Regions from separate parts of the Homo sapiens genome. Here all the other regions are linked to region 1. The links are chromatin contacts, found by Hi-C or POLR2A ChIA-PET in ENCODE. All regions are on one chromosome and are shown on one strand. Each heading gives the region's core, a stretch centred on a gene start or an enhancer-like site at or near the end of the contact. The rest is flanking DNA. Distances are from core to core; before and after follow the strand shown.

Evidence for each region. Hi-C counts contacts between places; a loop is a spot of excess contacts on that map. ChIA-PET counts read pairs that join two places held with the same protein, here RNA polymerase II (POLR2A). Pooled maps may share reads with other maps.
Region 2: a loop to region 1 is called in a pooled map, with 6 times the contacts of the local background. The contact joins the promoter of MSH5-SAPCD1 here to the promoter of TCF19 in region 1. A Hi-C loop is called at or near these places in 1 of 37 single-sample maps with no recorded cell type and 6 of 50 pooled maps. POLR2A ChIA-PET finds 5 or more read pairs at or near these places in 1 of 52 experiments (activated CD4-positive, alpha-beta T cell).
Region 3: a loop to region 1 is called in a map of dorsolateral prefrontal cortex, with 2.2 times the contacts of the local background. The contact joins the promoter of ABCF1 here to the promoter of TCF19 in region 1. A Hi-C loop is called at or near these places in 1 of 168 maps with a recorded cell type or tissue (dorsolateral prefrontal cortex), 1 of 37 single-sample maps with no recorded cell type and 6 of 50 pooled maps.

What each region holds. Positions count from the first base shown.
Region 1 is chr6:31,156,513-31,160,187 of GRCh38, reverse strand. TCF19 (transcription factor 19) reads right to left here and starts at 1,599. Exons shown (of 4, transcript NM_007109.3): 1 at 1,466-1,599; 2 at 481-1,291. The coding sequence starts at 718. It overlaps CCHCR1 (coiled-coil alpha-helical rod protein 1), which reads left to right and starts at 2,386. Exons shown (of 18, transcript NM_001105564.2): 1 at 2,386-2,803; 2 at 3,099-3,165; 3 at 3,244-3,457. The coding sequence starts at 2,588. RefSeq lists a silencer at 737-920 and enhancers at 2,144-2,644, 2,645-3,145.
Region 2 is chr6:31,738,013-31,741,197 of GRCh38, reverse strand. It overlaps MSH5-SAPCD1 (MSH5-SAPCD1 readthrough (NMD candidate)), which reads right to left and starts at 1,250. Exons shown (of 29, transcript NR_037846.1): 1 at 1,136-1,250; 2 at 585-744; 3 at 1-35. It overlaps MSH5 (mutS homolog 5), which reads right to left and starts at 1,193. Exons shown (of 25, transcript NM_172166.4): 1 at 1,136-1,193; 2 at 585-744; 3 at 1-35. The coding sequence starts at 731. RefSeq lists a silencer at 491-709 and enhancers at 489-1,120, 1,121-1,751.
Region 3 is chr6:30,569,764-30,572,958 of GRCh38, reverse strand. ABCF1 (ATP binding cassette subfamily F member 1) reads right to left here and starts at 1,517. Exons shown (of 25, transcript NM_001025091.2): 1 at 1,399-1,517. The coding sequence starts at 1,471. RefSeq lists an enhancer at 1,336-1,897.

The DNA.
Region 1 (3,675 bases), core at 350-2,849:
AGTCTAATAACCATAACACTCCTACAGCTGACTTTACCAAGAGGCAGTGGCAAAACTCAAATGTGAATCTAGGCTTTCTGAGGCTAACTGCCTCAAGTCACGGAGAAAGACATGCCCAGATTATTAAAAACATTATTCAACATAGAACTGCCCTAACCCAGGAACAGAGTGCCTCAGCAAAGCTGGAAACTGAATCAAGTCTAAACTTGGCCTCTAGTGGCCTCAGAACATCCCCACTGTGATATCTTTCTGATGATATCCCAGGTCCTGTATGAGCTAAACGGGACCAAAAAGGGTCAGTCTGGCAGAGAGCTTCTGACTGTGCACACTTCTGGTGGGAAGATGAAGGTCTGGACCACGACCATCCATCCAATCTGATGGGAGTATGGGAGGCAGGCAGCAGGGTCTTGTGGAGACCTTACTCATTCCAGCCTGGCGCTTCAACCACCCAGGGGCAAAGCTGCCCTGCTTAATGCTCACCTTGGCTGCTGTGGTCTTCCAGGCTGACCCTCCAGTCATCACCCCGGGGCTCGGCATGCAGTTCGGCGTGGATCCCAGAGATGAGGCCAGGCTCCTGCTGGGGCCGCAGGGCCACATCACACAGGTCGGCCCTGTGGCCCAAGCGATAGGTGCAGCCAGCCCCGGCGGGGGGGTGGAAGGTGTAGAGATCACCGCCCCTGCCGCCCCCTATGCGCAGCAGTTGGAAGCAGGGCAGCATGGGCGGTGCCCCCTCTGCACCACCTCTTCCACTTCAGGCATCCATTTCCTTTCCCACTCCTGGGCCACGCACCGCTGGCTTAAGTTCGCTTCCCAGTCTGATGCAAACTTGAGTTGTGCTGTATGCGGTTTCAACTTTGAGCACACTACCTGAATAGCCCAAATTCAGAGTGCAAGCAGCCTAGGACTCAATGCAAAATTGGTTAAGCCGACTTGCAAATGAAAAATTCCAGGAAGGTCTCCGTGCAATGCAAACTCAGGAACACGTCCTATGGCACCTCACTTGAGCTGGATCCTCAGATCGCAAAATATTTGGGGAGCCTCCAATCTGCAAGGCAAGGATACTTTAGGCAGCTCCTGTGTGTGTCGGGGTGGCGGGGCGCGGGGAAGGAGGTCCTGTTATACACACGTCTACGTGCAATACGAACACATCACCTCTGTGTAATTCGGAGAAGAGTAGCTTCTTCCTGTCAAACTTGCTTATCCTAATAGAGCACTCCTGCTTGCCTGCGCCCCGATCTTCTGGCCAATCCCTCACTCATAACTGGTTGAACCTCCGAGGGCAATGAATCCACTGTCATCCCCCAAAAGAAAGTGCAAACGAGTCCTTAAGTACTCCAACAAATTGGACCTAAACCCCTACTTCCCGGCTTCTCTAGGTGGGATAAAAACAGGAAGGAGCTCCCCGCGATCATGCAAGGCATACCCGGCCTTTTCCCACTCCGCCCCAGCCCCGTTTCGGATCTACCCGCGCGGCGCAGTCTCCGAGTAGCCTCCTCTTCAAGCAGTGCCAGCCTGTGCGGCGGATCCCGGGACCCCTTGGGCTCCTCGGCAGGAGCCGACGTTGCTGCATCTGTTTGACAGCCAAGAAGCCGGGGCCAGGAGGGGCGCGGCCTCTGCGCGCGGGCAGCGCCTACCCCTCCTTCGGAATTCCCGGGCCCGAACTTCGCGCCGAGCGAGCCCGCCCCCGTGCCGTTCCCGATTGGCCAGCTCATGTGTTCTCTTCCGCGCCATTGGACAGCGCCCCAAGATCTCCCGCCTTCCACTTTTTCTGATTAGTTCACAAGTTTTCCCGGGTTGCCGCAGTGAGGAGGAGCCGCCTGGGCGCGGAGATGCTCCGACGCATTTAGTGGGCCCAAATTTAGACGCCACTGCGCCTGCGTACACCTTTCCCCCTCCTCCCAACAGAGTGAAATAGGACTTTAGGGCGCCCGCCTTGCGCAGGCGCGGTCAGGGGCAGAGGCGGGGCCGGGAGCGAGGCGTAGGGGGTGTGGCCAAAGCGCAGTAGGGGGCTCTCGCGGTTGGTAAGGGACGTTCGGGAAGAGTCGGTTGGGGGCGGGAAGGGGCTGAGCGGGGGTCCTGGGAGGGTTCAAGGGGTCCAAAGGGGAAGGGGGTACAGGGGCCAGGTGAAGGGACAGATGAAGAGATCAGAACAGCCTTAGAGCTCACGGGCTAACTGGGTGAAGCCTCGGGTATCTAGGGGAGCAGTGGTGGGAGAGTAGAGCCGGCTAGCGTACAGGGGGCGAGGGCAGGCTATTGAGAGATGGGGGTGAGGGTCAGGACCAGAATAATTCCTTCAGAAAAAGGTAGATTAGGTTGTAAAAAGGGACGGGAGTAGGGATCCCAGATTCGGGTAAAAAATAGATTAATGAGGGTGGGAGGGTGGGAGGAAGATCTTAAAGTGCCCACTATGTGTTAGGACTCGAGAAAGAGGAGGCGGGCAGCAGGCATGGAAGCTAAGGGGATAGTAGAGAGAAGCTGAGAGAACAGCCGCAGGAAAGATTTGAATAAGATGTCAGGACGCTGGCTTTTCTGCCTGGGGATCTAGGCGGCCTGGATTCCCAAGGTCTTGGGGAGGGTCTAGCCCTGCATGTGGCCACATTCAGCTGGGGCCAGGCCTTGGGCCAGCACTTTAACAGGGAAGGACCCAAGAGTCATGGCCTGCTGGTGTCTGGATGGGCTTCCCTCAGGCCTTGCTGAGCCATGGAGAGAACTCTGGAGATGGCGCTCAAGACCCCTGCACTGTGTACCTCCTTTCTCACCTCTGGCCAGGAGCAGCAGGGACCATAGAAACTTAAGGAGGAGGGTAGAGGCACTGCCCAGAATCCTGAAAGTATGAGTAAAGCCTCAGAGCCCCTCTCAGTCTGTCTCTTTCAGTAAATTCTCTCCACTTGATAGTTGCTTGGGTTCCATGAGGAACCAGGTTGAGACAAGCAAGTGAATTTGGGGTATCTCCTACTTTGGGGAAGTAGGAAAAGAGCTAAGCATCGGGTGGACCTGGCTATAATTCAAGGATTATGACTTTGTTATTGTAGGGGCTTTCTCTTTGGAAGGTGGCCTGAAAATTGAATTGGAGTGTCTTTGTTTCTCCTCTTGTCCAGGGGAACATAGATGGCTGGAGACAGAATCTAGAGCCTTCAAATAATGTGGAGATGTTTCCACCTTCAGGTCAGTGGGACCAGACAAGGGGAGTGGTGGTTGTCTCTGCCTGGGAAACTGACCATCTTTGTTTTTGTAATTCTTCAGGTTCCACTGGGCTGATTCCCCCCTCCCACTTTCAAGCTCGGCCCCTTTCAACTCTGCCAAGAATGGCTCCCACCTGGCTCTCAGACATTCCCCTGGTCCAACCCCCAGGCCATCAAGATGTCTCAGAGAGGCGGCTAGACACCCAGAGACCTCAAGTGACCATGTGGGAACGGGATGTTTCCAGTGACAGGCAGGAGCCAGGGCGGAGAGGCAGGTAGGGATCCATCCACGCCGTTTTCTCAGGCTTGCTTGCTAGTGACCCTTCCTCACTGGAATAAACTCCTTACCCTATTTCGGCCCTAGTTTCCAGAACGTACTCATTTTTATGTAAGCAATTAGTTCCTACAGTGCATAAATAATAAAGCAGTGTGCTAAGTGCTAGGGATGAGGATAACAATAGTGAATAAGACAAATCCTGACTTAAATTTGTAA
Region 2 (3,185 bases), core at 1-2,500, 580 kb before region 1:
AAGTATCCTGAATTCCACAGCACACACAGATGGATCTGTCCAGCAAGGAAGAAAGGAAATCACTATTAGAATCACTCATAAGTGTAGGGTTTACCATGTCTTATATAATTTAATCATTTTCTCAAATCTCTGAGATAGGCATCATCACCCCCATTTAGTGAATGTGAAACAGCCACTCAGGAGGTAAGAGACTTGCCCAGCTCTTCCCAACCCTGTTTTTTTTTTCTTTCTTTCTTTGAGACGGAGTCTTGCTCTGTCGCCCAGGCTGAAGTGCAGTGGAGCAATCTCAGCTCATTGCAACCTCCGCCTCCCGAGTTACAGTGATTCTCCTGCCTCAGCCTTCCCAGTAGCTGGGATAACAGGCACGTGCCACCACGCTCGGCTAATTTTTATATTTTTAGTAGAGACGGGGTTTCGCCATGTTGCCCAGGCTGGTCTCCAACTCCTGAGCTCAGGTGATCCGCCCGCCTCAGTCTCCCAAAGTGCTAAGATTACAGGTGTGAGCCACCGCGCCCGGCTCCCAACCCTCTTTTATTCTAACTTCCCATCAACTCTCCATTCAAGTTTCTACTCCCCTCAGAGACCTCGGCCAGCTCCTCCTCCTCCTCGACTTCCTCCTCCTCGGCCTCCCTGGGGCCCGGCACTGGGGCCGGGCTGGGGAAGCCGGAGGAGGCCGCCCCAGGTCTCGGTCCCTGCGGTGTCCTCCTTGGGTTCGCTCCTAAGGAGGCCATGAGCTTGGAGGCTCTGCGGATGCAAAAAGTGAGGGCGGTTCGGAAGCAACGATTCACAGAGGAGGCCGGGGTAGGGTGGCGCGCAGAATGCAAAGCACTAAGTACTTCTGCTACAGGGCTGCGGGGCAGGGCTGAGGGGCGTGGAGAGCTGTGGACACAGGAGGTGAATTCTCGGGTATTTAACTAAAGTACAGATTGTGGGAAACTCCACGCGCCCCACCCTCATTCCTGTCACGCGGAGGTTACCCTTTGGAAGGAAGGGGTCTGAGGGCCCTGTGGGGCGAGTCGTGCACGTCTTATGTCTCTGCCTCTGCCAACCACGCGCCAGGACCCCAGCCTCACGCGCTTATCTTCCTCCTCCCCCAGCTGCCGCCATCGCAGCGTTTTCCCGCCTTTTCAGTAACCTGAGTCGCTACAGGTGGGAGAACGCCCCGCTGACCGACCGCCACGAGCCTGCAAAAGGAGCGCGCCGGCGCGTGAGCGAGGTGCGCGCGCACGCGCCCCGCCCTCCTAACCGCTGTTGATTGGAGAGGCCCGGATCCAGCCTAGAGATCCGACAGGGCGAGGAGGAGAAGCGGACTGCCGTAGCTGAAGAGTCTGGACGCTGATTGGCCTATTTGCCTTCGGGGCGGGTCCAGAACGTTCAAACTTCCCGCCCTCTGCCGTTGCTTAGCAGCCGGGCCTCTAGCACTCACTGTTTCTGGGATTTGATTGGCGCAGTGGGAAGCCCGCGAGAAGGTCGGACCAGGGTCCGTAGTCCCAGTCCCTGGAAGGGGTTTGGGACCGTTGCGGGGGTTTTGAGGGGGAGGCCAAACTTAAAGAGCCAGAGGCGCTTATTTTTTTTCCTGCAACAACTCTTAAGTTAATATTTGTACCCTCTGAGTTAATATTTATACAGAGCTTAGAACAGTGCCTGGCAAACAAAGTAAGACCTAAATGAGCGGTGTTTCAAATAAATAAGCGGAAACAAGCAGGACTTCTGTCTCAGCCCTACCGTGCCTGTTTCCTGGGTACAGGGTATGACCACCCCCATAATGGCACGACAGGGCCTAATTTATTATTTAAACCCTTCAAGCAGAGGTGGAAGCATTCGAATTACATCAAATTCTGGCAGAGAGAAGTAGTTCTGATCAGAACACTCACACCCCTACTGGGACATGCCCATACCCCTTCGCACTTCTACACACCCCTGAAGACAGAGAGGTATCTATCATTCATGCATTCGGCAACTATTTAGTGCCTATTTTGGGCCAGGGGTTGGACTCAAAGCGGTGAACATAATGAAGTCACTGCTCCATAAAGCTTATTTGTGCGTCTGTGTGTGTGTGTGTGTGTGTGTGTGTGTGTGTGTGTGTTGCGGGGGTGGGGTTATGAGGGAGAAAGAAAAAAAATATATATATATATATATATAATCCCTTTAAATGCACCATCCTCCCCAGCTTTGTTCCTAGTACCCTGAGATGGGGAGATTCCTCCCCAGCCCCCCAACCCAAGAAGTTAGGAAAGATGGTGGGGGTGAGATGACCTAGCTGTGCTAACCAGTAATTGGAAAATCCCCTCCAGCAAGAAAGGTGGGGGAACAGAGTTAAGGGCTGGGTTAATGGTTACCCCTGGCAAATCTGTTGAGCAATGGAGCTATAGAAACTTGGAGGAGGTTGGTGACAGCTCTGGGGAGTGTCAGGGAGGGACCCACCTTCCAATCTGGGGTGTGAAGAGATTAGGGACTAGTTTACCAAGCCCAGGAAGGGGAGGGAGTGGAAAGAGAAGCCCAGAGAGGGAAAGAGGAGCTACTGAGATAGGAGAAATGCAGGGACAGGGAGGTGAGATGGAGGGAAACCTCTGTTGCAGGATTTGGGGGTACAGCCCTGGCTCTGCTGGATGGTTCCAGGAGAGGGCAGCGTTGCCTGTCACCTGGTAAATTAAGGCACGATACCCTGTGGGTAGTCATGCCAGCCAGCCAAAGTCAATATTGATATCAAGGCAGCTGTAGCTATAAAGCTGTAGGAGAGAAAAGAGAGGCCGGGAGAGGCTGCCAAACCTGTTTGATCTTCAAGCTGGCCCCATTTACCTAAGGCTTCTCTTGGACACAGACCAGTTGGAACAGGAGAGGACCCTGAGAAGTAGAGTTGTTTTGATCCCCTCCCCTCAATGGGAAGGGGTCCTGTGTGCAGATTTTGAGGGTCACCATGAGGGAATTCACACCCACACAGAGGCATGGAATCATACCCTTACAGGATGTTACAGTTCAAGGGAACGAACACCAAAGATAGCCTTTCTGTCGGGAGGAGAGAAAAAGGCCCTCCCACAAGCAGGAGAAAACCCACAGAAGAGGAAGCACAAGAGGAAACCACCAACTGCTGGTTTCCAGCAGCACATCACGTCACTCCACCCCACTCCTCCCCCAAGTCTCTCCCTTTCTTTAAGTTTCAAGCTCTGTTTTAGTTCTGTGTTCTT
Region 3 (3,195 bases), core at 268-2,767, 590 kb after region 1:
CTGTCTCCTGAGCATCTTTCTGACTTCATCACACTAGTCACCAGGCTCTAGTGGGACCAGTCAGGCTTGCCTACATCTCTACCTTCCACAAACTTCCTTGGCTTGGAATGCGCTTCCCCTTGCTAATTCACGATGATCTTTCAAGAATAAACTCTGGGGAGCAGATGTAGTGGCTCACGCCTGTAATCCCAGCACTTTTGGAGGCTGAGGCAGGAGAATTACTTGAGCCCAGGAGTTTGAGACCAGCCTAGGCAACATAGCCAGATCTTGTGTCTACAAAAAATTTTAAAAATAAGGTGTGGTGGTGCATGCCAGTAGTCTCAACTACTTGGGAGACTGAGGCAGGAAGATCCTTTAAACCCAGGAGGTGGAGGCTGCAGTGAGCCATGTTCATGCCACTGCACTCCAGCCTGGGTGATGGAGCTACAATGTGCCTCAAAAAAAAATACTCAGCTATTACATATTCTTGGGAGGCTTTGCTGACACTCCCTTACCTGTCTGAGTAGATGCTCCTCCTCTCTTCTACAGTCCCATAACATTCTTAAGCACCTTCATCATACTCTGACAACCACTGTCTGTCTGGTTAATGCTCTGACCCTTCACCATACTGGGTTGTCCCTTGAGGGAAAGTCTTATCTTTTATCTCTACATTCCCACTTCCTCCACACAGTACCTGGTATACAGTAGGCATCCAATAAGTGCTTTTAAAATTAGTTACTGTGTACCTACTGGGGTTAGTTGTGTCCATTTATGTCCCCCTTAAAACTGACTTCAACCCTGGGAGGATATCTTCATGTTTTTTTCCTTCCCCTCTCAAAGCACAGTATATAGAGTGCTTAATTAAAAACAAGCGCTTAACAAACTTTCGCTGCTTTTTAAGTAAACCTTAACCCTCATTCCAACATCAAAAATCTACACTCTTGCTCCAGTTGAGTGAGAGGGGTGTCTTAAGAAAGAAACCATGAAGGAGTCACCCTCTCTTGAGAAACAAGGGGGATCACAGGCTCCCAAGGTGTGTGTATGCGCGCGCAGGGGGAAGGGGAGGTCGAGGCAGGGCTCATATATTCCTGGTGGAATACAGTGTATGGTGGGGCGGATGTCCAAATTTTTTAAGCAAGGTTTTCCCATTTCTCCCCATCTCTCCCTCGGTGCCATATGCTCTTTCTTTTATCTCGCCCAGTCTCACTTAGGTCACGTGCGACATCTGGATCTCTTTCCTTTAACCCCGATTCCAAACCCACTCCTCCCCGGCAAACTCCTCCCGGGCCCACGGCACGCATGCGCAGTAACTCCCGCAGGGGCCCGGTCAGTCTCGTGCCCCATGACCCTCTCTTAAAACACGCGCAGTCTCCTCTCTCTTCCCCCTCTGCTCGTTTCTTCCTTGCCTACCAGCCTCACCTGATGGGCTCGTGCTCTCTCCGTCCCCGATCCACTCGGGCTCCGGCGGCTGCTGCTTGGGCGCCTTCGGCATCGCGGTGGCAGTTACAGCTACTGTGGCGGCGCCCGGTGCTATTTCCGCTTCCGGCGGCGGGGAACCCCGATGGGGCTGGCTCTCCAAGCTGGCGCGGCCAACCCCGCCCCCGGGCTGCGCACGTGCGAGCTTCGCCGTCATCTCGGGGGCGTGGCCCTGGTTCAGTGGAGGCGTGGCCTGCAATGACGGAGCGGGGCCGGCGTCCGCTTGCTCCAGTCGCGTAAACACATGGCGTTTACGACTGTCTGGGAAGCCTGACGCCGTGACCTCCCGACGCCGCGAGACTCAAGGAATGAACATAATAATTTCCTACTAGTATGAAGGAGTTGAGGCATACTGTTTTTTTGTTTGTTTTGTTTTTTGTTTTTTTAAAAAGCATATTCTAGTTTCTATCTGTAACTCGTTTCTAGTTCTGCCACCGCGATGCCGAAGGCGCCCAAGCAGCAGCTGCCGGAGCCCGAGTGGATCGGGGACGGAGAGAACACGAGCCCATCAGGTGAGGCTGGTAGGCAAGGAAGACACGAGAGGAAGGGGAAGAGAGAGGAGACTGCGCGTGTTTTAGGAGAGGGTCATGGGGCGCGAGACTGACTGGGTCATGGGCAGAAAAGACAGTGCAGACCAATGGCTAAGGGAGAGGTCTGATCGGTCCAGTGTTGAAATGTGTCACAAAATCCCGAAGTGTACAATTGTAAACAGGGAACTGGAGCCCAACATGCAGAAGTCACGGTGCAGTGGAGCTTCGGTTCATTTATTTTTTTTGGTAACAGCTTTACTGAGATATAATTGACATACAATAAACTGTACACAAAATAAAATGGCACCCAAAATAAACTGCAAAGTATCACTTAAATAAGTTTTGACCTGCATAAACCCAGTAAACTATCACCACAATCAAGACTTTGGTTCACTTCTAACTCTACCACTTAATATGGGAGCTTGAGCAAGGTGCTCCTGTAGTTCTGTCAGCTCTCAAACCACTACAATCATGCTTTTGTTGCCACCATTGTCTGAATTCACACTTGCCAAAGTCAACAGATCTGGGGCCATCCTACTCACTCTCCCATCAATGTTTGATAGACTTGGTCGCTCCCTCCCTCCTTTGTTTTCTTCAGGGACACTACTCTCTATAGGTTTCCTTTGCATCTAATGGGCTTCTCCTGAAGTCTAAATGTTGAAGTGCCTCAGGGCTAAATCTTTGACACTCTCCTTAATCTAGACTTATCACCTATCACCTCCTGACTTTAAATACCATCTATAACCAATGAAGATTCCCAAACTTCTCTTGCTGGCCCCCAACTTCTGCCCCGAGCTCCAGGCTCATGAATTCAACTGCTTATGGGACATCTTCTCTGAGATCTTTAATAAATCTCTCTCATACGTACAAAATGGAGCTCTTGTTCTTACTCCTAAAGCCTGTCTCTTCCAGGCTTCCCCATCAAGAAATTGCACCACAGGTCATTCAGTTATTTGGGCCAAAACTGAAAGGTCATCATCCTCTTTCTCCATTCCTCCTCCCCTAATCAATCCATCAGCCAGCTAAGTCTGCCTCATTTTTTCATTCATCTGTTCAACAAATATATTTATTGAGTGTATAGTATGTGCCAGGCACTCTTCTACGCTCTTGGGATACTACTGAATAAAATAAAGATCTCTGATTAGGTTTCCAGCAGGGGAGATGATCCTATAGATAAAAGAAAATATGGATCAAGTTTAAAAGTATCAAG